Linked DNA regions of Mus musculus: all the other regions are linked to region 3. The links are chromatin loops, found by intact Hi-C in ENCODE. Cell type or tissue: heart. All regions are shown on one strand.

Evidence for each region. Peaks named below come from ENCODE experiments on the same cell type or tissue, not always from the same donor. Only the 100,000 strongest peaks of a DNase experiment are listed, where the experiment ranks them.
Region 1: it touches region 3 in a loop (8-fold over the local background); 20 of 42 quality-filtered maps call a loop at or near these places.
Region 2: a loop joins it to region 3, with 3 times the contacts of the local background. A loop is called at or near these places in 13 of 42 quality-filtered maps.

What each region holds. Positions count from the first base shown.
Region 1 is chr17:34,908,325-34,916,324 of GRCm38, reverse strand. It overlaps Ehmt2 (euchromatic histone lysine N-methyltransferase 2), which reads right to left. Exons shown (of 27, transcript NM_145830.3): 19 at 7,767-7,921; 20 at 7,520-7,687; 21 at 5,490-5,634; 22 at 5,270-5,347; 23 at 4,847-4,962; 24 at 4,660-4,746; 25 at 3,858-3,936; 26 at 3,516-3,691; 27 at 2,252-2,685. The coding sequence ends at 2,505. Slc44a4 (solute carrier family 44, member 4) reads right to left here and starts at 1,859. Exons shown (of 21, transcript NM_023557.3): 1 at 1,805-1,859. The coding sequence starts at 1,838. In heart, CTCF peaks have their summits at 854 and 4,054 (motif pointing right); a DNase peak (open chromatin) is centred at 4,054; H3K4me3 peaks cover 426 bases; H3K27ac peaks cover 538 bases.
Region 2 is chr17:34,927,167-34,935,166 of GRCm38, reverse strand. Slc44a4 (solute carrier family 44, member 4) reads right to left here. Exons shown (of 21, transcript NM_023557.3): 14 at 7,243-7,493; 15 at 7,055-7,149; 16 at 6,858-6,961; 17 at 6,674-6,747; 18 at 6,462-6,532; 19 at 6,265-6,359; 20 at 6,104-6,188; 21 at 4,731-5,052. The coding sequence ends at 4,931. It overlaps Neu1 (neuraminidase 1), which reads right to left and starts at 3,914. Exons shown (of 6, transcript NM_010893.3): 1 at 3,620-3,914; 2 at 3,059-3,251; 3 at 2,339-2,601; 4 at 982-1,164; 5 at 662-884; 6 at 1-562. The coding sequence starts at 3,760. The coding sequence ends at 336. In heart, a CTCF peak has its summit at 4,030 (motif pointing left); DNase peaks (open chromatin) are centred at 186, 831, 1,098 and 3,836; H3K4me3 peaks cover 1,925 bases; H3K27ac peaks cover 2,828 bases.
Region 3 is chr17:34,851,186-34,859,185 of GRCm38, reverse strand. Nelfe (negative elongation factor complex member E, Rdbp) reads right to left here. Exons shown (of 11, transcript NM_001045863.1): 3 at 6,773-6,842; 4 at 6,525-6,670; 5 at 5,687-5,761; 6 at 5,536-5,573; 7 at 5,053-5,378; 8 at 4,821-4,965; 9 at 4,687-4,741; 10 at 4,388-4,490; 11 at 2,814-3,098. The coding sequence ends at 3,028. Cfb (complement factor B) reads left to right here. Exons shown (of 18, transcript NM_008198.2): 10 at 40-177; 11 at 591-688; 12 at 1,032-1,149; 13 at 1,365-1,518; 14 at 1,618-1,694; 15 at 1,867-1,967; 16 at 2,050-2,182; 17 at 2,257-2,306; 18 at 2,604-2,812. The coding sequence ends at 2,759. Mir6972 (microRNA 6972) reads left to right here and starts at 1,554; the gene lies at 1,554-1,617. In heart, a CTCF peak has its summit at 3,206 (motif pointing left); no DNase peak of the experiment used is centred here; H3K4me3 peaks cover 566 bases; H3K27ac peaks cover 226 bases.

The sequences.
Region 1 (8,000 bases), 57 kb before region 3:
AGACAGGGTTTCTTTGTAAAGTTTTAGCTTCTTGGAACTATCTCTGTAGCCCAGGCTGGCCTTGAACTCACAGAGATCTGCCTGGCTCTGTCTCCCAGGTGTTGGGATTAAAGGCATGTGTCTCCAGGCCGCAGCCATTTGTTTTAAATTTTACTTTGTATTTCAGACAAGATCTTGCTGAGTTCTCCAAGCTGGACTTAAACTTGCTTCAGCCTCCTGACTGGTTTTTAGAATAAGCTTCTGAAAGTGGTTCTTAAAGGGACTCAAGGCTTCTGAGTAGTGTGTAACCCAGGTTCTGGGACTCCCTCTTAGTGGCTCGCAGACCCCAGTCCTATCTCTGTCCTCCAGCCTGTTCCAAGTCATCTCTGGACTATCCAGTCTGGGAGCCCCTCAGGGGACCATCATCACTTATCTCAGCCCTCTGGCCCAAGGATATGACAAAGAAAGGATAGTAAAGCTATGAAACCCTGCAGGGCAATGGGAGCTCCGAAGACCGCCCCACCACCACCACCCCACTCCGGCTACCGCACGGCTCTGGGTGGCCAGCCAGATTGACACCTGAGCCGGCTGCTGTGGTTGTGGCCTTGTGGCCACGTCCTGTTCCTGGTCCTCCTTGAGTACACAGGGGAGGGGGCGGGGCAGGGCGGGGCCAGGCTGCCAGGGTCCTGGTGGGCACTGAGGGACAGCTGAGGGGTGGGCTAGCCTGGGGCAGGTATCTTCTTTTGTGGGCATTTTGGACTCTGTCCCACCCGGGCTCACAGACACAGGGTCAATGATTGACCCAAGGCTGTTCCAGGAAGTTTTCTGTGCTCTGGCTATTACTCGGTCTTCTAGGGGACACCAGCCCCACCTAGAGGAGGCCCAACCCTCAGCCCTCTCTCTTCCCCGTCCAGTCTCAGGATCTGGGGGAAAGATTTCCAGCCCTTTACTTCAGCAGTTCTGGAAACAGGCCTCCCCTGTTTCCCCTCAGACCTCCCCTTCCACACAGCCCTGGCCCCGATTACTTAAAGTGCTCTAGATACACCAACATACACACTTCTTCCCAACTGAAACCTGAAGGCAGGTGTCAGTTGTCTCTCCACCTTAGGCCCCACTCCTCACAGGGGTCCTTGCAGGCAGACCCTAGCATCTCGGGGTCCCACCCCAAATTCTCACAAGAATTCCTTTAGTCCACGGTACCTGCCCCCCCCCCTCTGGGACTCTAGCATGCAGACCCCAGCAGCTCAGGGTCCCAGGCCCTCCATTTCACAGGAATCCTAGCAGGCTGACTGCAGAAGTTTGGGGTTCCAGCCCCCTACTCCTCAAAGGACTTTATTAGTTCAGAGGCCCATCTCCCCAACTCTTCACACAGATCCCAACAGGAGTCTCAGCTCCTGCCTCTTCACAGGGTGTGGGTTGACAGACACCCCCCCCCCCAGCAACCACAGCGCAGGACACTGCTGGACTCTAAGTCCAGAGCATCGGGACCCTAACCTGCCTCCTAACCACACAGGCTTTGTTTGCTAGGGCTCTGCCCTCAGGGACCTACAGCCCAGGCCTGACCTCCCCACTCCGCTGGCCACACAGGGACGCCAGCCCCAACTCCTGCTCATCCAGGTTCCATTTAGTATGCAAGATCTTTCTGGCGGCTCAGACCATCCTTCCAGGACCTGATTCTGTCTCTTTTCCTTGACTCCTGTTTTCCTGTAGCCGCTCCTCAGAGACCCAGGACTCCAGTTCCTCTGTCAGGATCCAACCTCAGCTGCCATGGCTGCAGAGCCCGGCCACCTCTCTCCAGAGCCCGGGCCTCTGCCCCTAGCCTTACCGTGAGCCTCGTTCTCATTCTGCTTTCTCCCCATGGCTCAGTCTCCGGAGTGATTGGAGCCACGGAGACCTAGCCGCTCACCTGCCGCCCGCCCCGCCCTCCCTCCCAGACGTCACAGCCCCGCCCCTGCCTGTGGTCCTCTACAGTTCCTTTTTCAGATCTCAACTCTTGACCAGCCCAGGGGTACCAGGGCTCAGAACTGGGTCCCAGGAGCTGCTTACCGGGTCTGCTACGGACCGCAGCAGGAAGAAACCGGAGCACTTTGATAAGGAAACACTGCATAATTGTTTAGAGTACTTCAACTGTGGCACACCCAAACCTCTAGGTTGTGATTTGCTTTTCCTTAAACCCCTGTGGCCAGTGGGTGCCCCACAGCTGTTCTCTTCCACCCCACAGCCACAGCTTGCTTCCTACCCAACTGTCCCCTCAGCCCCATAGTCCTCATCGTCCTGAAACAATCACCAGACAGTTTATTACCAAACCCAACATTTATTGAGAACACAGAAAATCAGCTGGCAGAGGCCCAACTTCAATCAGCTAACTGAGGCCAGGCTCAGTGGGGAAGGCCAGCCCTGAAGTCACTTGCACTCCCAGTGAGAAACCAGCTCTGGGAGAGGGGCCATCGACCTTCCAGGCCTTACTGGGGTCTCTGATGGAGAAATGTCTGAAGGGCAGTGCCCGGCCTGGATTTTAAGAGTCCTCAGGTGTTGATGGGGGGCAGGGAGCTGAGGTCAGGGAGCAGCTCCGGGTGGGGGTCCAGCCGGGCCAGGCGGCTCTGCTCCAGGGCGATGGCCTCCGCTGAATGCTTGCACTTCTCAGAGCCACACTGGCAGGTGAAATACTTGCTCTTGATGTCCCAGAATCGGTCACCGTAGTCAAAGCTGGCAGAGGAAACACAGGAGCTCTTGGCCCTTGGATCTAGACACTTCAAACCCATCTCATAGAGCCCAGGAGCCCTCTTGAGGGATCCACCTTCTTCCACCCAACCACTCCTGCAGATGGACTCCAGGTCCTTGTTGGCTCTGTTGACTCACACTCCCAGAGAACTGTCATAAATGCAGGCTTCTAGCCTTCCTGCCTTGTGACCAGACTCTCCCGAGGCTCTGCGGGAAGTGGGATGCAGCCTGCCCAGGGCCTAGTATACTCAACCATCCAGCCAACCCACACTAGCCCCCATCCCCCTTCTTGTTTTTTGCTTAAGATAGGGTCTCTCTACATAGGCCTGGCTGTCCTGAACTCTGTAGTTAGCCCAGGCTGGCCTTGAATTTGTAGGTACTTCTGCTTCAAGCTCTTTCAAACACTAGCATGACAGGCATGTGATACCAGGGCAACCTGGACTTCTCTTGTTTTGTTTTGACACAGGGTCTCACTCTGTAGCCCAGACTCTTTGTGATCCTCCTGCCTCAGCCTCCTGAGTGCTGTGATCATGAATGTATGTTCCTACTCCTGCCTTACACAGTTTTAACAAGCCTTCCAAGGGACACCTAAGAACACCAAAGGAAGCCGGGTATGGTAGCACACACCTTTAATCCCAGCACTTGGGAGGCAGAGGCAGGCAGATTTCTGAGTTCGAGGCCAGCCTGGTCTACAGAGTGAGTTCCAGGACAGCCAGGACTACACAGAGAAACCCTGTCCCGAAAAACCGGGAAAAAAAAAAAAAAAAAAAAAAGAACACCAAAGGCTGGTCAGTGCCCTCAGGCTGGCTCCTCACCCCAGCTCCTCCCCAGTCCGGATGTCCCTGGAGCTGAAGAAGGCAATGCGTGGGAACCGTAGATCTTGGTGCAGCATGAAAACCCGGACAGGGATGATGTTGGGGTCACACAGGTGGTTAATGAATCGGCTGATGTTGCCATAGTAACGGGCATCAATGCAGTAAACCTCGCCATCCTGGGGGTGGAGACACAGTGTTCTTAATATCCACTTCTATCCACTTGCCTGGCTAGTGTTCCTGCAGTGACACCCAGTCCCTCCACCCAGGCTTCCAGTCCCAGATGTTACAGGTGGCTGCACAAAGCAGCCTTTGGTAGTTGAGGGCAGAGGTGCTGCATCCCACCTTGTTATCTAAATCGAAGAGGTAAGAATCATCCTCTCTCACATCAGCCTCGGCATCAGAGATCAGCTCTCCTACATACCTGTTGGACGGAAACTTCAGTTCTGCATGAACAGTGAGCAGGGCTCCCGGCCCCACCTTCCCACTCAGTTCTCAGAGCCCAGGGGAGAGATGCAGGACATGGTCCAGCCACTAGGGGTCGCTGTGCAGCTGTAGACAGGCAGGTGGGAGGCTCTGTACAGGTGGAGCCTGCAAGACCTGAGCAGGCATGGTGGGAGATGACGTGTGTGTGTGTGTGTGTGTGTGTGTGTGTGTGTGTGAGCCTGTGTTCTGGGGATTAGCATCCCTGGTGGCTGGCTGGGTGGAAAGTTGCCAGGCTTAGACATTAGGAGGTGTGTGCACCAGGAACTATCAAACAGGTGGTAGGCTCTGCGCAGCTACATCAGTCATGAGGTCGCCCCATGTGGCTGGAAGAGGAATTGCCCAAGAGAAGTGGGTGTCTGAGAAGTTGAGGGAACAGAGAAACTGGGAGGTCCTCGGAGCAGGTGAAGGGGCTTCTCTGCTCTAAAGGCCACAGAGAACCTAGGTGAGTCTGACGGCAGAGGGGAGGAAGTGCACAGGAAAAAGCTATTCTCCACTTTACAGATCTGTCTGCCACAGGCATGCTCCATCTAGGCAGCGTGCAGGTAAAGGGGGGACATGATGTTTGGAAATACACTCGGTGGGCGAGCAGAGACATGTATCCTGACATGGAGCTCTAGGGTCAGCAGAGCCCTCATGCACCACGGCCTCACAGTGAACTTACTCGCAGATGAACGTGCCCTGGGGGATGGTCTGCAAGGCTCGGACCCCCCAGCCCATCTTGGCAGTCCGGTAGAGCTGCAGCCGTACCCTAGAGGTGGAGAGGGAGTCACACTGAGTGTGGGACACCTGGGAGGGCCCCAGGGGAGGGGAGGCGGAGGCGAGGCAGGGTGCCGGGGCGCGCGCCTCACTTGATGCCGCTCTGCACCACGCGGTTCTTGCAGCTTCTCCAGCAGGAGCATGCCTGGTTACACTCAAAGATCAGGGGGGGCTCGATCTTGTTAAACTCCTGGAGCAGCCGCCCGTCCTGGGGTGCGGAGGGAGGGGATAGTGGTTTCTCTGTGGGGCCCATTTCAGCTGCCCTGGACCCAGAGGACTCCACAGGAAACTCCACTCTGACCCCAGCCAAGAGCAGAAGAGCAAGGTGCAGAGTCTGCAGGCTGAGGTCAGAGACCAGGAAGTGTGCGCGCAGGCACTAGAGCGCGCATTTGCATATACTCCAGCAGAGAGGCCCATTGCATTCCTGGCAGGGCTTCCTGCCACACCCTGTGTCTCTTCCCCAACACAGCAGGGTCCTGGCTCCTTGGCAGACCTGCCAGGTGAGGGTCACGTACCTTGTCATACCAGCATCGGATACTGAGCTGACCACATAGGCAATTGGAGCTGGAGCAGTCATCCACACACGTGCAGTGCTGTGGGAGAAAAGTAGGAGTGAGTGGGGTTCATGTTCCAGGACAGTGAGTGGTGGTGGTCCCAGTGTGAGGGGGAGTCTTCATGCCCCCCATCCTGGTGTGGAGGTGCTCCCACAGCATGGTGAGCGGGGCTGTGCCTTACCTGCAGATGGGTGATGTTGCGGTCGATGTTCATGGTCGATGTCTCGCAGTTCTCAGAGATGTACTTGTAGTCCTCCGGGCACGGCTCCCCATCCACACCATTGACACAGGGGATGGGTACATTCTCATAGCCTCGGGCTACGTCCCTACAGAAGGGGCAGATAAGGTCAAAGTGGGGCAGAGTAGTTCTGAGGGGAGGATTCCTTGATCTAAGGGTGCTGGCACTTTTATCTCAGCACATGCAGGGAGACGTTCTTGAAAACAAACAAAGACACCACGGAGAACAATCTCGGCTAAGAAATAGTTATGTCCCAAGTAGTGACTGGGTTATTTCTGTTTCTTGGTGAGAATGCAGACTGAGCCCAACAGCACGGTGCATACTAGGCCAATAAATGCTCGCCCACTGACCGATGTTCCCAGCCCCGACCTTTTCTCATTCCTTGGTGAGATACAGCATCCTATAGCCCCGGCTGGCCCCAGACTGAAAGATAGCAGAGAATGACTTCGACAGTCTATTCTCCTGCCCTGGCTCCCGAGTGCTAGGGTCAGAGGCATATGTCACCACCCCAATGGACTCTGGACTTTTAAATTTTAGCTGGAGACTGAGTCTTGCTACAATGCCCCAGCTGGCCTTAAACGTGAAGTTATGATTTTCCCGCCTCTGCCTCCTCAGATGCTATAAGGACAGACAAACACCAAAGTACTCAGCTTGCACAGAACACATCTGGATTACAAACTTACATATCTTTTTGTTTTGTTGGTTTTTGTGGTTGGTTTTTTTGAGACAGGGTTTCTCTGTATAGCCCTGGCTGTCCTGGAACTCACTTTGTAGACCAGGCTGGCCTCAAACTCAGAAATCCCCCTGCATCTGCCTCCTGAGTGCTGGGATTAAAGGAGTGCACCACCACGCCCGGCAACCCACCTCCTTCTTTGAGACAGCATCTCACTGTACAGCCCTGGAACCCAGAAATCAGCCTGCCTCTGCCTCTGCCTCTGCCTCCAGAGCGAGATTAAAGGTCTACACCACTCTCCGCCTGGCCCGAGCAGCCTCATGTCTGAGTGTGGTGTGCACAGGATACAATGAGATGGAAAGCTCAGAGGGCAGTCCTCGGGAGGCAGCTCTCTCCTTCTGGTGGGTTCATGGCTTAAACTCCACACGCACTTTCAGCAGTTGGGCCGCCTCACACTAGCTTTGTGGTTGTTTTTGTTTTGTTTGTTTTTCCTTTTTTAAGTTTTGAGTCTCATTGAGCCTCCAATATGCAGGCTCAAGAGGTAGTCTTCCTCCTTGGCCTTCAGAATAGAAGGGATCACAAGTAACACCTAGCTCCTCTCTGAAATTCTTATCTATCTGGGTGTCTGCCTCAAACTTGAAATCCTCCAGCCTCCACCACCTCGAAGGCTTGGAAAACATGTCCTTTTTGTTCTCTTGTCCTTTTTTGTTTGTTTTCTGAGACAGGGTTTCTCTGTGCAGCCCTGGCTGTCCTGGAACTCACTTTGTAGACCAGGGGTCCTCAAACTCAGAAATCCACCTGCCCCTGCGTCCCAAGTGCTGGGATTAAAGGTGTGCACCACCAATGCCCGTCTCCTCTTTCTTTTGTTTAAAGATTAAGGTCTCATTATGTGGCCCTTGTTGGCCTGGAACTTATTACATAGATACAAAGCAGGCTGGCCTCAAGTTCAAAACAATCAGCTGTCTGCCTCCTTCATGCTGAGATTACAGGTGTGGGTCACCACACCCTGCCCTCAGCTTTTTTCAACTGTGTGTGAGAGTGTCATGAGGTGTGTTTGTAAGCCAGAGGACAATTTGGAGGAGTTGACTTTCTCCATGTGAGTCCAGGGACTGACCTCTGTTAGGCTTGGCCACAGGCTCCCTTGTCCACTGAGGGTCTCACTGGCTGAGTCCCTTATTTCCACCTCCCCTAGTGGCAAGATGATTCTAGCAATTCTCGGGATGTCCTGTGCCTGGGAAGGGGCCTGGGACTGGCCAACGTGGGCCGTGGCAGTGGGCATGGATGTCTGGACTGCACTCACCGGCAGATGATCTTCTCGGTGCGGACAGCCCGGTTCCCTACCCCAAGCCTAAGCTTTCGATTGAGCTGCAGTGCAAACCACACATCAGAGCGCTCTGGGGTCAGATCCCATGCCGTGTCTCCTTCTTTGTTCCGAAGCTCAGGGTTGGCTCCACGAGACAGGAACAACCTGAAGAGGAACATAAGGCCTAGGTCAGAGATTGGACAGTGGGGTGTGGGTGCCAGGGGTTGGGGAAGCTAGGGCTTACAGAACACAGTCATGGTAGCTCTCCCTGGCGGCTATGTGCAGGGGCGTGTCCCCATGGTAGTTGACAGCATGGAGATCACACTGGGCATTCAGAAGGACCTCAGCGATGGCGGCACTACCCGTGAAGGAGGCCCAGTGCAGGCAGATGTTTTCCTCCTGTGGAGGTGAGAGGCAGAGACTTGGTTGCAGGTGACACAATCCTTGAACTGAGCCCCCACTCTGCATAGGGGTCCCG
Region 2 (8,000 bases), 76 kb before region 3:
CGGGCCTTCTCAGTTCCCTGAGTTCGTATCTGTTCATCTCTCCAGGGGGAGCCCCTCCCCCATCCTGTCCCAGAAAGGCACAGCTCCGTTGTCCTGGAAGAGAATGGACAGGGGCCATCCCCAGCATACTGGAAAAAAGTGCTCTTGGTGACGGAGGGACTTCCTGCCCCGAGAGGAAGCTGGGTGTTAAGTCATAACGAAGAGACTTCCCTGTTGATGAGAAGTTGCAAAAGGTCAGAGTTCAGAGGAAGAGCTGTGTTTCAGGCACCCTCTGCAGATGGTCCAGAGAGCTGTGAAGTCAGCGACCAGGACTTGGTGTCCTTTGGGCACGGGGCTCAGAGCGTGCCGTAGACGCTGATTTTGACCATGGAGATGCTCTCGGTGTACCGGTTCAGGCCTTTCTCGTACAGAACGAACAGCTGCGGGGGCTGCTTCTTTCCATCCGTGCTGTTTTCCAGGGCTGTCAGGGACGAGTAGCCGCTGGGTCCCGGCCACACCTGGACCCTCTCCTTCTGCCAGGATGTACCATTGCTGAAACTCCAGCGCAGGGTCAGGTTCACTCCTAGGAGAGCAATAGTCAGAGGGAGGAGGGTCTCTGCTCTGTCCAGGACTTGTTCAGACGGGGCGCCCCCCAACCCCCACTCCACCCTCAGGCACTCACGGAACTCAGGGTGGGCTGGATTGGAGAAGAAGACAATGCCGGAGCTGGTGGCTAGTGCTCCTGCAGCTACCACAGGGTCCACGAGCTCAGGGTCGAAGGTCACATCCCGGGGCCTGAGGGTGTCACAGGCGTCATAGCTGCGGAGGACGATCCTGCAGCGGCAATGGTAGTTATTCTGGTTCCGGGCGTTGATGATGACCGAGCCATCTGGAAGCTCGTAGGGCTGCGTGGGGGAGAGAACAGGAGAAGCTGGGGAGGCTGAGGAAGCCAGAGCTGGGGAAGGCGGTGGTGTGGGCGGGTACAGTCCATGGACTCCTGACCTGGCACTCGTCGGGGTTGAAATCGTGATCGTGTTTGGGCTGGCCAAAGGGAATGCCGCTCACTCCAGTGCCGTAGTGCCAGGAGGCACCGTGGTCATCACTGAGGAGACAGAAGACCCCATCTCGCTCCAGCGTCCCGTGTCCACACACAATGAGCCGGCCCTTCCCAGGCTCCCGCTGTTTCTGTTAAGAAGAGGAAGTGGGTGTCGCAAAGGTGCTGCCATGGAGCTCAGGCAGAGCGCTGGCAGCTCCCAGTGCGACACACTGGAACCCTTTTGTTCTCCCACAGACACTGCCCAAATTAAGAAGCTTTTTCATGGCAGGCCTGTAATCCCAGCTACTCAGGAGGCTGAGCACAGAAGATGGTTTGCCTGGGCTACAGAGTCACTTCAAGGCTAACCTGGGGACATAGTGAGACTCTGTCTCAAAATTAAAAGTATATAAAAAGGCTGAGGTATAGCTCAGCTTGGTGGTAGAGTTCTTGCTGCCTGTGCACAAGGCCCTCATTGAATGACACTCCTCAAAAATCTTAAAAAATAGAAAAGAAAAAAATCTCTCTCTAAATTCGAAATATTTATTTGAATAACAATGGCCTCCAATGCTCTATGTAGCCAAGGCTGACTATTTGGCTCCCAGTCCTCCTCATTCTATTGCCTGATGCTGGAACTGTAGGCATGCTACACAGGGTTACTTGTGAGTAGCCTGAATGCTCTCTGTAGACTAGGCTAGCCTTGAACTCAGAGATCTGCCTGCCCTGGCCTCCTGAGGGCTGCAAATGTCCCCAATTTCAATACTATCTTTTCAGTCCTCCTCCCCATTTTGAGATTATCTCTCTAGGTAGCCTGTCTTTGAACTTACAATGTAGCCCAGGCTAGCCTTTAACTCACAGTGATTTTCTTGCCTTAGTTTTTTTGTTCTCAAATAAATTTTTGGCTAGCATACAAAGAAATGGGCTTCACCATGGCATGTCCAAACATATAAACAGATCATGCTTGGTTCTTACACCCTCTCCACTGCCCTTTCCTGGAAGTCCCTTAGGACATGCATGTGGAATGCACCACTGGACAAGTGCAGGTGTCCACCCAGCCTTGGGAACGTCTCTCTAACCTGAGCTCATGGACCCTGCTGGGCACCGGGCATTGTGATATAGGTACGTGTCTGCCCAATGGCACCCAATTCTTCCCTGCACAGGCTAAGGACAGATCTGTTGACAGTCTCCATGTGAGACGTCAATGGTAGTTCCATCTCCACAATCGAGATGGAAACTTCCAGAACGCCATCCTTCTAAGGTGCCCCCACTCAGGAAAAAAAATCTGATTCATGGGATCTTGCCCTCCTCCTATCCACAGGGTGAAACCTGAATGCCTGAGCCAGGTCCAGGGGCAAACATCTCTGTGCCAATATCCACAGAGAGATTCCGGGGTGGGCTCCAGGAAATGCCGTCGTCCTTACTCCAAACCAACATGGTAGAGGCCACCTGGCAGTTGACCTTGTGAGCACAGAGGGTATAGATAAGGAACACTATCCCTGTGTCTACATCGTTCACCACAGCGCCCAGGTTCAGGCCATCGGAGGCCTCCCCATCGTCTACGATGAAGGCTGTAGAGGACCACGTGCTACCTAGAAGAAGAAGAAAAAAAAAAGAGCAGAGAGAAAATTGTACGGGTTGTTGTTTACTTCCTGCCTCTCCCCGGGGACCTCAATGTGGCACCAGAACCATGTTTCTTCTTTCTCTGACATTATTTCCTGCTAATTCCCCTGAGACATAATTCTCATTTTCAGTACCTTGGTTCTTAGTTACAGAAACTATGGACAAAATTCATCCTCTGGTTTCCCTAACTCATTAGGGACTCAAGCCCCAAAGTTCTATCTCTGGGCTGAAGTCATCCTCTGCCCTGGCCTCGGATGCCAGGAGCAGGAAGATCGCTGTGAGCCCCTGACCCCAACCAGCCCAGCAGCTCAGTGGTCCCCGGGGTCTGCTCGGCTCTGCTCCATTGATGAAGGGAACCCCCAACTCCCTACCCCGATCACCCATACAACCCAGCACCCGCTCTTTCCACCCGGGAGCCTTTGTTACCCTGGTCCGTGGACCTCCTCATGGCGATGAACTTGGCCCCCTCATCGGATGCAGATTTTTTCCTGGCCTCAGCGAAGGCCAGGAGCGTGCCCCGAGGGGTGGCTGTGATGAGCGGGATGCGGAAAGTGTCTACAGAGCCGATCTGCTTCCCGCTCACCCACAGCAGCTGCTCCATGGTCACCAGCGGCTGCACCTGCGCAGAAGGACACCTCAATGCAGACAAGCTTCACGAGGTTTAAGGTACCTAAGACCGATAGGTACTGGCTCCAGCCAGGGTTCCCATGAGAGAGGGTAATGGGGAGCCTGAGTAGGGGTGAAGGGTGTCCTAGAACAAGAGGTGGGAGCCCAGAGGATAGTATGGGCCGAACCTGGAGGCTCCTGAGCAAGGAGAGGCTGCGAGGGGAGAAGGAACCTTCAGGGATGAGGGGCAGGACCCCATAACAGTTGAGCCAGGGGCCCAAGGAAGCAAAGGTGTTGGGAGGGGATGGAGGGGCAGGAGTGTCACGCGGAGGGATGGCCGAGCTGGGCAGTGGCCACCTCTGCAGGTGCAGCAAGGCTCACCAGGCTGAAGTCATCCTCTGCCCTGGCCTCGGATTCCGCCGCGGACACCAGGAGCAGGAAGATCGCTGCGAGCCCCTGACCCCGACGGCCCGCCCAATAGCTCAGCGGTCCCCGGGGTCTGGTCGGGTCTGCCCCCACCATAGCTCCCGGCGATCCCTGTCCAGGAACTGGTCACCGGTGGCAAGCCGTCAGCTGACCTCGGCCCTTTAAAAGCGCGCACGTCACTCCGACCCCTCCCCTTGGGGGCCGCAGCCCGCGCTGCCGCGACTCCAATTAGTCCATCAGCATGTGACCCAGAGGCGGCCCCAGTCTGTGTGAGCCTTTTGACTGGCTCTAACGCCAGAACGTGACGAAAGGGGCGGGGCGTGTTTTAAAGCAACCGGCGGCTATGAAAGGCACTGACCCCTTGTGGAAGAGACAGGTTAGGGATGGCATATGACTCAGTTGGTAGAGTACCTTCCTAGTTTGTATGAGTCCCTAGGGTTGGGAAGCCCCACTCCTAGCTGAGGAGATCTTGGCAGTTGATGGCTGCTAGGGGAGAGAAAGGCACTTTTCTTTAGGAGTGTGCCCATGGTACCCCACGTCCCAGTGGATGACCCCAATGCCCTTAAGCACATGACTAACACTGATTAGAATCACTAGGTTAAAAATAATAAGCAGCTGGGCGTGGTGGCGCACGCCTTTAATCCCAGCACTTGGGAGGCAGAGGTAGAGGCAGGCAAATTTCTGAGTTCGAGGCCAGCCTGGGCTACACAGAGAAACCCTGTCTTGAAAAGCTAAAAAAAAAAAAAAAAAAAAAAAGCGACGAATGAATGAAAAAAGAGCCACCCTCCTTCCTGAGTTCTAAGCCAGCCTGGTCTACAGAGTGAGTTCTAGGATAGCCAGGGCTACACAGAAAAATTCTGTCTCTAAACAGACACAGATAACTTGGAAATTCCAGTGCTCCTGCCTGTACCTCCCAAGTACCGATTACAGGCATGTGTCCCAGCCCTGCTTATGCTATAGACAGAATCCGGGGACCCTTCCATGCTAGGCAAACTCTACCAGCTGAGTTACACCCCAGTCTCCTGGCCTCAGTCACCGAACAAGTTTTTCTTACTGGGTATTGAATCGTGTGATAGCAATTTGGATTTTAATTAAAAAAAAAAAAAAAGGAAGCAAGTTTTCACTGAAAATAAAGCCATAAACTTATCAAGAATATAAAATATTAGTCTTTAATAAAATCTGTTTTCTACAAAATCGTGATTCTCAAGGCATTGACGGCAGGGCTTCTGTACAGGAGGGCTGCATTTCCAGGTCACGATGAGTCTCTCACTTCTTCCTGGTCTTTCCCCCTGTAGGTGCCTCATTCTTCTTGCCCAGAATCTTCAGGAGTGCCTTGGGCATGTAGTAAGGCCGCTCCTGGGAACCATCATTTCTCTCCAGGTCCTCGACTGAGAGGCAAAGTAGATCCGTCAGGGTGGATCCTGATAATGGCACCCCACTGTACCCCAAAATAATCTGGGGTGTATAAACCAAACATCCTGGTTTCCTGTCCGGGCCACTTCAGGCAGTTTGATACAACTTCCCTGGCTGGCTGTAGACCAGGCTGTATAACCTGTTTTTCTCACACAAAGTGGGATAAATAACTGTATATGTCATAGGGTGATAACAAGACAAAAAAAAAAAAAAATCACATGCCAGACCATCATGGTGGCTTTCTCTGTAATCCCGACATTTAGAATGTGGACATGGGAGGACTTAGACTACAAAGGCCCCTGAGGTCTCCACAGCACAACTCTGTCTTGAGAATGGTTGCGCATATCCATGATTCTATTGCTTGGGAGGCAAAGGCCAGGAGATTGGTTTGAGTTAGATCTAGCCTAGTCTATATAGTAGGAGCTAGCCAAGAATACATAGAGAGGCCTGATGTAAATAAATAAAATTGAAGCAACAAGCAAAACCCATAAAACAATAAAATATTCATGTCCACTGCTTAGTGCATGGCTGGGGGACTGCTACCGAGGTAGGGCCATTCCTGCTTCTCAGGCCCAAGGCTCTGGCTTCTATATCATGGTCACCATTGTCACCAGGTCAAAAAACACAAGAATTCCAGCACTTGGGGGCTGAGGTAGGAAGATCATGACTTTGAGTCAGCCTTAGCTATAGACTTAGTTCCGGGTCAGTCTGTACTATAGTCTGTTCCTGTCTCACCCCTATGCATGACCCCCCCCCCCAAAAAAAAAAACCTAAGTAAAAACCACACACTCTGACTACCTCCTAGGAAGTGTTAAACTCAGGCCTCCGTCTGAGAAGTTTCCCCTGTCTGAGAATGCCCAGGGTGTATTCCCTTCTTTCCTTCCTAAACCTCTAGCCTTAGAATGTCTGAAGACATTCCCTCTGGCTCCTTTAGCTCACAAAGCTACAAGCAACCAGTCTCTAAAAGAAGCCTGGAGGCCTAAGAGCTTGAGGGTGGGTGGAGGGTTGGGGGAGGGGGGCACTCACGGAAGCAGAGGAAGAGCGTATCTACACACATTCCAAAGACGCTGAAGAAGCCACTGGCAATGACGTAGGCTCCCATGATGGAGGTCTGCAAGAGACAAGACTGATTGGGAGCCCTAGGCTCCTCTGGGGATGTGGGTGGGGCAGAGAGAGGTGTCACTCACCATGATGGGCAGCCAATAATAGTTGAGGTTGGGGTTCTCAAAGTCTTTCCCCAGCCCCTTGATACGACCGGAGAAAAAGAAGAAGGACAGAACGCCTGTGGGAAAGAGTCCTGCGGTCAGTGCTGTTCTTCTGAGGACCCCCCCTTCGTGCACCCCAGGGGGCACCTGACCCCGTAAACCCTGGTCTTGACCCTTACCGACACCTCCAACCACCAGCAGCTTCCCAAAGAACAGCAGCAGATCAGTGACTTTATCCAGGACGACGACCCTACATAGAAGTCAGGACAGACTGGGGTGAGGGTGCTGGCAGGTGATGGCATGGTACTGGACCAAGCACAGGACATTTCTGAGACCAGCTTTGGGATGGGAGAAGTGGGTGGGAGACCCCACTGGGGCATGGCGGTCTGACCTGAGAACATTCCTCATGAGCAGCATGAAGGCATTTTTGGCCGAGACACAAAAATTCTTTCCATAGATGGCGATCTGTGAGGAGCAGGGAAGGTCTGAGCCACACCTCTGGTGAGCTTGCCCGAGTGATGGTGGAGCCCGGGCTGAGGGACACAGAGCCAGGGACGGATGGAGGTTTTGCTCACCATGATGTAGGCATTGCGGTTGAGGAACTTAATAAACTTCTCCAGACACCAGAGGCAACACTTGAAGCAGCAGATGATGCAGCGGGCCACAGGGTTCTGGGATCCTGGGGACAAAGGAAGCTCACGCTTAGCCGCCAGCTTCTGCCTGTCTGCCTGCCCTTCCAAGGCTCTGGCTGCTCAGCCCACCACCTGCTCACCTCTTAGCTTGTGGTCGATATACTCCAGGATAACCCGGGCTATCTGCACAAGGGACAGGATGAGGGCTCCAAACGCCAGTGAGCCAGTGTGGTAACTGCAGAGGCAGTTAGTTAGGTGAGATGAGGCACCCCAGGACCCCTGGTATCTCTAGGACTAACACTTCCCTAGGCGGCTGCCCCTGGCTTACCGGAGTGTGCGGATGAAGGCTGAGCTCAAAGGGAAGGTAGGGATGTCTCGAGGCTTGTGAAAGGCCCAGTAGAAAGAGGCGAAGGCCCCGGCAAGGACACACTGGCCCAGGGCCAGTACCCAGTTAACAGTCCAGAAGAGCCCCAGGACTCCGTAGATTTGCAGGTTGAAGAGAGAACGCTGAGCTAGGCCCGTGGTCGAGTAGCCCTTGAAGACGCACTTGAGGTTTGGGCACGAGGAATTCAACGGGGCCTGGGGGTGACAGGACATAGCAGGTTCATGCCCGGAGTTGCAGGCAAATCCTTGACCTTCTCTGTTCCTAGTGGCCTCCAGACTCAGACCACCTCAGTGCTGCTGTAGTGTGACTAAGCAGCTTCCTGGTTTCCAGACTGGCACAAGCTATCCAGAAGGCAAGCGAGGTGCGTGCGTGGATGTTTTCCACCCCCTCTCCCTCTTACTTTCCCAGCAGCCTGCTTCTGGAAAAGCCTTGTGTGCACTGAACACACTGTGGGTATTTATTGATATTAAACTGACTTTGTGGGCTCTAACAATGACACAGTTATAGCATGCATGTGTGTGTGTCTGTGTGCATGTGTCTGTGATGTGTGTGTGCACACGCATGTGATGCATGCATGTGTAAGTGTATGCATGTGTGTATCTGTATGTATGTGCTTGTCTGTATGTGTGTACATGTCTGTGGAATGTGTGTGTGTGTGTGCAGTGCATGTATGTGTGTGTGTGTATGTGTGTGTGGTACAT
Region 3 (8,000 bases):
TCAGGGCCTGGACTCTCACCCTCTCCTTCTCTCCTTCAGATGTGTATGTGTTTGGGGTCGGGCCTCTGGTGGACTCCGTGAACATCAATGCCTTAGCTTCCAAAAAGGACAATGAGCATCATGTGTTTAAAGTCAAGGATATGGAAGACCTGGAGAATGTTTTCTACCAAATGATTGGTAGGAAGACTCAAGGGTGTACAAGGGGAAGCTGCAGACTGAGGTTGCCAACGTCTCCCACCCCAAAGCCATCAAAACCTGGAAGGCTCGCTCTCTGGCCCCGTCATGCCTCCCCCACGTCTATTCTTACTTCCTGATTTCTCACACTCACAGAACTCTAATAGCTTGTTTTACAGATGTAGAAACAGGCTGAGCACAGCAAGTCAGCACCAAGACTGTGGCTAAGATGCTCAGTCCTCAGATCTCCTGGTCAATCTTTTCTTACTACACCATGGGGTTCCTCATCTAACACACAGAACCCTCTCCCTGCTTGCTCCCCTTTCCCCTTCTGGGCCTCTGCTGCCAACAGACACACAGGGACCCAACAAAGTTGACTACAATGACCTGAGCCTTCAGTATTCTTTCCCTGACAGATGAAACCAAATCTCTGAGTCTCTGTGGCATGGTGTGGGAGCATAAAAAAGGCAACGATTATCATAAGCAACCATGGCAAGCCAAGATCTCAGTCACTGTAAGCATTCGTGCAGTGGGTACTTGTGGGAGGGAAAGGAAGGAAGGGCAGAGGGAAGAGGAGGGGAAATGTCTACACTAGCTGTAATCCTGGCTTTCAGGAAGCCGAGGTAGGGTAGAGATTCATGGCCTGCTTGGGCTACAGTGAGTTCAAGGTCAATACAATAACTTATCAAACTGCCTGAAAAAGGGGAAGGATGCTGGGCATGGAGCACATACATGCTGGTGCCCTGGCATTTGGAAGTGAGAGCAGGGTTGCCTTGTGTCTGAGGTCAGTCTGGGCTAGTACAGAGCAGCCTCCAGCAGTACACATACACCAAGGTTAATCTGCATTGGCTTCCTAGCGCCCTCTGAAAGGACATGAGACCTGTATGGGGGCCGTGGTGTCTGAGTACTTCGTGCTGACAGCAGCGCACTGCTTCATGGTGGATGATCAGAAACATTCCATCAAGGTCAGCGTGGGTAAGGATGCAGTCAAGACTCTGACCTCCAGGCCCATCTATCTTCAGGAAACACTGACATGTTATGACCTGTAGCCCACCTGTTCTCAGCACAGCCCCCCCCGACCCCCTTAACACTGACTAGTTAAGGATGGGGAAACAGAACCCCAAAGATGAGATGGGGCCAGAGGCAGGAGGCTGCTTCCATAAACATGGTGCCCATTCTTCTCTTCTCAGGGGGTCAGAGGCGGGACCTGGAGATTGAAGAGGTCCTGTTCCACCCCAAATACAATATTAATGGGAAAAAGGCAGAAGGGATCCCTGAGTTCTATGATTATGATGTGGCCCTAGTCAAGCTCAAGAACAAGCTCAAGTATGGCCAGACTCTCAGGTGAGTGAGGCTGGGGCTCAGAGATGCTATGAAAGGTTGGGCTGGAGGCACAGGGCAGAACAGGTTGTCTGTGGCTCCTTACTGTACCTGTCTCCATAGGCCCATCTGTCTCCCCTGCACGGAGGGAACCACACGAGCCTTGAGGCTTCCTCAGACAGCCACCTGCAAGCAGCACAGTAAGGCATAGTCTGGGATAAGACAAGGATGAGATTTGCAAGACAAAGGGGTCGAAAGAGGGAGTTGAAAGTGTTAAACTGCTTAGTTCAAGGCCTGGCTCCTATGGGCCCAAGGGACATCTGCTGGGTGAGAAGTAAGGGTTCAGCTGGCATGACCCCATTACTTTTCCAGAGGAACAGTTGCTCCCTGTGAAGGATGTCAAAGCTCTGTTTGTATCTGAGCAAGGGAAGAGCCTGACTCGGAAGGAGGTGTACATCAAGAATGGGGACAAGGTGAGAAGAGGATTCTGGAGAGGGTCACATAGGTCTCATTCCTCCCTTAGCTAGCTAGCTTTTTCACCTTTGTTGCCTACAGAAAGCCAGTTGTGAGAGAGATGCTACAAAGGCCCAAGGCTATGAGAAGGTCAAAGATGCCTCTGAGGTGGTCACTCCACGGTTCCTCTGCACAGGAGGGGTGGATCCCTATGCTGACCCCAACACATGCAAAGGTGAGGTGGCTCTCTGGCTATGCTGCAAGTCCACAGGCCCAGCATCTTTCCCCTACAGCTTCTCTCTTCTACAGGAGATTCCGGGGGCCCTCTCATTGTTCACAAGAGAAGCCGCTTCATTCAAGTGAGTGGTCCCCTCTCTAGTCCCTTAGGGAGATGCCCAGGAGTCACAAAAAGAAAGCCTGCTGTACATGGCTGGAAAAGGGGGCTGGAAAAGGGGGCTGGAAAAGGGGGCAGAACAGGGCCCACCTCATCTGACAGCTATGTTCTTAACTGGTCAGTGAATGCCAAGTGTCTGGCTTATGTGCACCACAGAAGACAGGGGGAGCTAGGCTCCCAGTGCACTTCTTTAGGCCAGCTTGGAAGCTTTCTGGGATTATTAGTGTGTCAAGTGACCCATGGCATACCCTTATCTACACAGGTTGGTGTGATTAGCTGGGGAGTAGTAGATGTCTGCAGAGACCAGAGGCGGCAACAGCTGGTACCCTCTTATGCCCGGGACTTCCACATCAACCTCTTCCAGGTGCTGCCCTGGCTAAAGGACAAGCTCAAAGATGAGGATTTGGGTTTTCTATAAAGAGCTTCCTGCAGGGAGAGTGTGAGGACAGATTAAAGCAGTTACAATAACAAGTGTGTTCCACATCTTTTTGGGGTAAGGGCGTGCACTGGTTAACATCAACACTGACAGCCGCTTTTGAAGGCTTAACTCCAATCCCAAGTGCTGAAAGACTAGAGGCTGACGGAGGTGAAAAGCTTCTACCCCAGGATTTTACTGAGACCAGCTTGGGGGCATATGAGGCACAAGGAATCCAGCTTCATGTCCTAGAAGCCATCCACAAGGTTTCCTATAGATCGTCACTGTACACAATCTGGGTCCTCTTGTCTCGATGGCAACCCTTAGGGCTGTTCTGGACAGCTAAGGAGGGAGGAAAGTGACAGTTAAGTGAAGCACCAGTGGCGTTAGACCTGGGGTCCAGAGCCCTGGCCCTGGTCCACCAGGGCTTACTCTGCCCTCTGGTGGCCATAACCTCACTGTGGCTTAGAAAATCCAGAATGTTAACACAGTTAGAGATGTGACTATGATAACATCACAAATACATGGAAATTAAAAGATCAGAATGTTTCTGTACCTTGCTGGTACACTGGTCAATTCTGGTTCCTTCCTAGTGTGTGCAAGGACTTTGCTTACTCCTTCCTCAGAAAAGTTTGTTTTGGGTAGAATGGGCTGTCCACACTGAGAGACCCCATGAGGACCTCTCCGAACTCAAGTGTTCAGCTTTTCTTTCCTCATACTGCTCATCCCTCCCAAGGATTCCCTGTGGGGCTAAGAGACAGGCCTCCTCTTTGGTCTTATACTCTTTTCAGAGCCTCTCAGCCCACAGCCCAGAGCTTCTGGGGTTGTTCTTAGCTTGGACTCTTCTTCATGGCTCCTTTGCTGCAGACTTAACTTGGGCCTAGCAAGCCAGGACTGCTGGAGGTATGCTAGGCACAGACAGTAGAGCCTAGCTTCCTAATGCTCTTGATTCTCTAAACCAGTCTCAGGTCACTTTTCAATCTCCAAAATCCCCACCTCTGATGGTTCCAGATACACAGAACACTAATCTATGTTTCCATGCCTGGTCTTCTACTTGAGGTCCAGACCCACAATACCAAGTTCAGGTAACACTCCAGCTCAGAGGCGACAACTAGGCTTCTGCTTTCCTGTCTGTGACAGAGGACCCTGTTCTGTTTTTCCAAATGGCTTTTCTTTTCTTTCTTTTTTTTTTTTTGGTTTTCTGAGACAGGGTTTCTCTGTGTAGTCTTGGCTGTCCTGGAACTCACTCTGTAGACCAAGCTGGCCTTGAACTCAGAAATCCACCTTCCTCTGCCTCCCAAGTGCTGGGATTAAAGGTGTGTGCCACCACTGCCCTGCCCAAATGGCTTTTCAAGACAAGATTTCTCTGTGTAGCCCTGGCTGTTCTGAACTCTGCTCTGTAGACCAGGCTGGCCTTGAACTCACCTGGCTCCACCTCCCACGTGTTGTGGCTGAAGGTGTGTGCCACCACTGAGAGGGCACATTTCAGTGCTGCTCTCCTTCCCTCACCTGACAGATGCCCTGGCAATTCTTCATCCACTACCTACGTGAAGATCCTGACCTTGGGCACTTTAGGGAACTCAAGGAAGTGCTATGCTGCAGAGAGGGGAAGGGAGGAGCCTCATCCTTACCAAGGGAGCCCCAGACAGATTTGCCAGTAGCAGCGTCCAGCATGGGCTGTTTTCGGGCTATGTTGACTTTAAGCTGCACAGATTCCACCTGGGTCCCATTGAGCTGTGGGACAAGAGGGGAGGGGACAGAGGACGGGCATTACATGGAGCCAGGTGCTGCTGCCCTGGGAGACCAACCAGGAATGTGAGGATGAAGGTTTTCTCAGTCAGGAGAAAAGTTTCCTCTAGAAGCAGATATTGAAAAGAAGAAGCAGGAGGATGACAGGAGGGATGGGAGGAACGGTCTGAGAAGTCCCAACCTCAGCAACAGCCTGATCTGCAGACTCCATCTTCTCGTAGGTGACGAAGGCACAGCTGGGTGAGAGAGAAAGCAGAGTCAGGAAACTCCATGGAGACCAGGCAGCTCCCTCCCCGGGATGTTGCTCATGCTTACTTTCTGGGTGGGTCCATGGAGAGGTCGATGATATTTCCAAAGGGAGAGAAGGCCCCGCGGAGGAGGGTGGGCGTCATGTCCTCTCCATACACATACAGTGTGTTCCCCTTTCGAGGGGCCCTCCGTTCGGGGAATGAGTCTGACCCTGTGGGTTAGGAACCACAGTCATTACTGGGTCCACCTCACCTTCTACTTAGCAGGACCCACCTAAACCCTGGCTAAGATCACTCACTGCGGAAAGGGCCCTCTCGGTCTCGTTCCCGATCTCGGTCCCGGTCTCTGTCTCGATCCCGGTCTCTGTCTTTGTCTTTATCCCGGTCTCTGTCTCGATCTCGATCTCGGTCTCTGTCTCTCTCTTTGTCCCGATCCCTATCTCGGCTCCGGTCATGACTTCGGTCCCTGCTGCGGCTTCGGGGAGGGGAGGCTGAGGAGCGGGCGCTACCATGCTCTTCATAGCTCCAGTCAAAGCCTCGAGGTGGGCCATCACCAGCCCCGGGGGCCTCTGCTTCTTCTCCATCTTGTCCCAGTTCCCGAAGCCGATCACTAGAAGACACAAAGCTGGGGAGAGGCAGACAGTAAGGACCAAAGGGGGTTCGACCTTCTTCCAAACCTTGTGGAGTCAACACTGCCTCTGCAGCTGGCTCCTCCCACTCTAGCCCTGAACTTTCCAGTCACTCTGGCCTCTGACCCCACACCAAACGGTGCTCTCTCTGACCTTTCATACAGAGATTTCCTCTGGGGACGTCTGGATGGCTAAGGGGAAAGAAAAGACAGAGAACAATTCAAATGATTCCCAGGTGCCGGAGTTGGTCCACAGTGTGTGGGTCTCTTCTTGTCCCCAACCCTGGCCCCACAGAAACCATTACCTCCTGTAGGTCCTCATCAGCAGACATGCTCCTCTGGAACGGCTGGAAAGTGGGGACAGGCCCCTTCTCTGGGTCCTGGAAAAGGGCAGATACCCATGTTAGCGTGGATCAGGAGAGCTCTTCCCTCTCTCTTCTCTGCTTCTCTTTTGCTCCTGTCACTCTTATGATGATGTGCTGGACCGGTTGACTGGTTTTTCAAGATAGTGCTTCTCTGTGTGGCCCTGGCTATCCTGAACTTGCGCAGTAGAACCAGGCTGTCCTTTATGTTAGAGCTCTCGGCCTGTCTGCTCCAAGTGCTGGGATTAAAGGTGTGTGCCACTACATCAGCTGATGTGAGTAACTGGTTTCATTACTCAAACCTCCCTTCAATCCAAGAAGCACAAATATGGAAAAGAGATGTGGGCATCACCCAGGCTTTTTTTTTTTGTTTTGTTTTTTTTTGTTTTGTTTTTCGAGACAGGGTTTCTCTGTATAGCCCTGGCTGTCCTAGAACTCACTCTGTAGACCGGGCTGGCCTCAAACTCAGAAATCTGCCTGCCTCTGCCCCACAAGTGCTGGGATTAAAGGCATGTGCCACCACACTGGGCTCAGGTTTCTTTGTGATAGACAGAAACCTAGCGCTCCAGTGGGCTGCAGTGGCAAAAACTACTTCTGAGGCTGAGGCCAGAGCATCACTTGACTCCATGAGTACAGTCAGACCCTGTCTCAAGGAACAAGAAAGAAACACCCTAAACTCAGAACAGCACAGGTTGCTCATATGTGAGCATGCATGACTTCCCCCACCCACCCCCTTCCAGCTGATGCCAGGACGTTCCAGACAATCTTCCTGTGTGCTCACCTTTAACTTCCCTTCCAGGGTCCGAGAACGTTTGAAGCCTGAGTTCTTAGTTTCAGCCTTGATGGCACTGATGGCTCCTGACTTCACCAGTTGTTTGGCCTGTTCTGTTGCTGTGGCAGTGTCCACCACAGGCTGCTCTGACAGTGCTGGGGAGAGAGGGAGGGGGAAGGAGAGAGGCATTCATTATGCTGGCTGTGGAGGGAAGCCCTCTGCTGCTGCCCCCTGGACTCTCTGTCTCTGTCACTTACAGCGTTTGACACCGCCCTGGCTCGCTGGGCCGCTGCTGCTCTGCTTCTTCAGAGCCAGCAATGCCTTTTTCTGGAAAGGAGAGAGGTCTGTCAACCAGGGTCTGGTTCCAGGGCCAGTGTGTGTGGCATCCTGGTCCTGGAGTGGCTCATCCTGCTTCCACATCCTCACGAAGCCCACAGTACTTAACCTAACCAAACTATGGTGTCCAAGGCCTTCCAGTCTCACATTTTGGAAACTGAAAACCAAAAACACCTAAGCCCTACCATATAAGCTGCAAATAAGACCTGAATCCTTGGGGATTTTATCCACCCATCTCCCATCTTCTGCACATTTAATGAGGCCATGCAGAATCAAAACACATAGTTCCCACCCTTAAGGAATTCAGAACCCAGGAAACAATGGCTAGACTGACAGCCAAGAATAATCAAGGGCACTAATCACTCAGGGCTGAGTATAAGCAACACTTTCTGATGCATAAGCAGCTAGTAAACTGAGACCTCACAGAATTACCCAACACAGACAGAAAAGATACTTTAGACAAAGAAATTGGGGTTGCAAAAATGCAGAGGAGGTTTTGGAAGGCAGGTTTTAAGAGAAAATAATTCTCTCTTTTGACAGGTATGGTGAGCTGATATTTCAATTCTATACATGATGTGAAACCTCGGAAGTGTTTTCAATGGATCAGGTGTGCCTTCAAAACAGCAAAGCCAGACCCTGTCAATGAGAAATTACTCAGAGGTTTCACTAGTAAGGAGAGTGCTGAGGACGGTGTTGTGCACCTAGAGTTCCACTTCCTGAGAGAAGCTTAGGGAGGAAGATACCAGGAGCCCAGGAGTTGAAAAAACAAAACAAAACAAAACAAAACAACCCACCCAACCCGGCCACATACTGAGATCCTTGCCAGGGGTAGTGGTAGGGGACAAAGTGGAAGAGGAACTTAGAAACCATCGACAGACTTGACAAATGTTTTGCTGTGTAAATAGTACAGAAGCCAGAGGTGAGGCAGAGCCATTCCAGGCTACCCAAAGCCACATATTTTCAATCCAGCCTGGGCTAAGTGTGAGACCCTGTCTGAGGTGGAGTGGTGTGTCAGAGATGAGAGATTTTAAGGCCTATTAAATGCAGTTGGTTATCTAAAAGCGAAGGGAGGGAGGTAGAGCAGACAGGAGGAGCACATTTACTTGGGCATTTGATGGTTCACAAGGCTCTGGGTGGTACTGAAGCCAC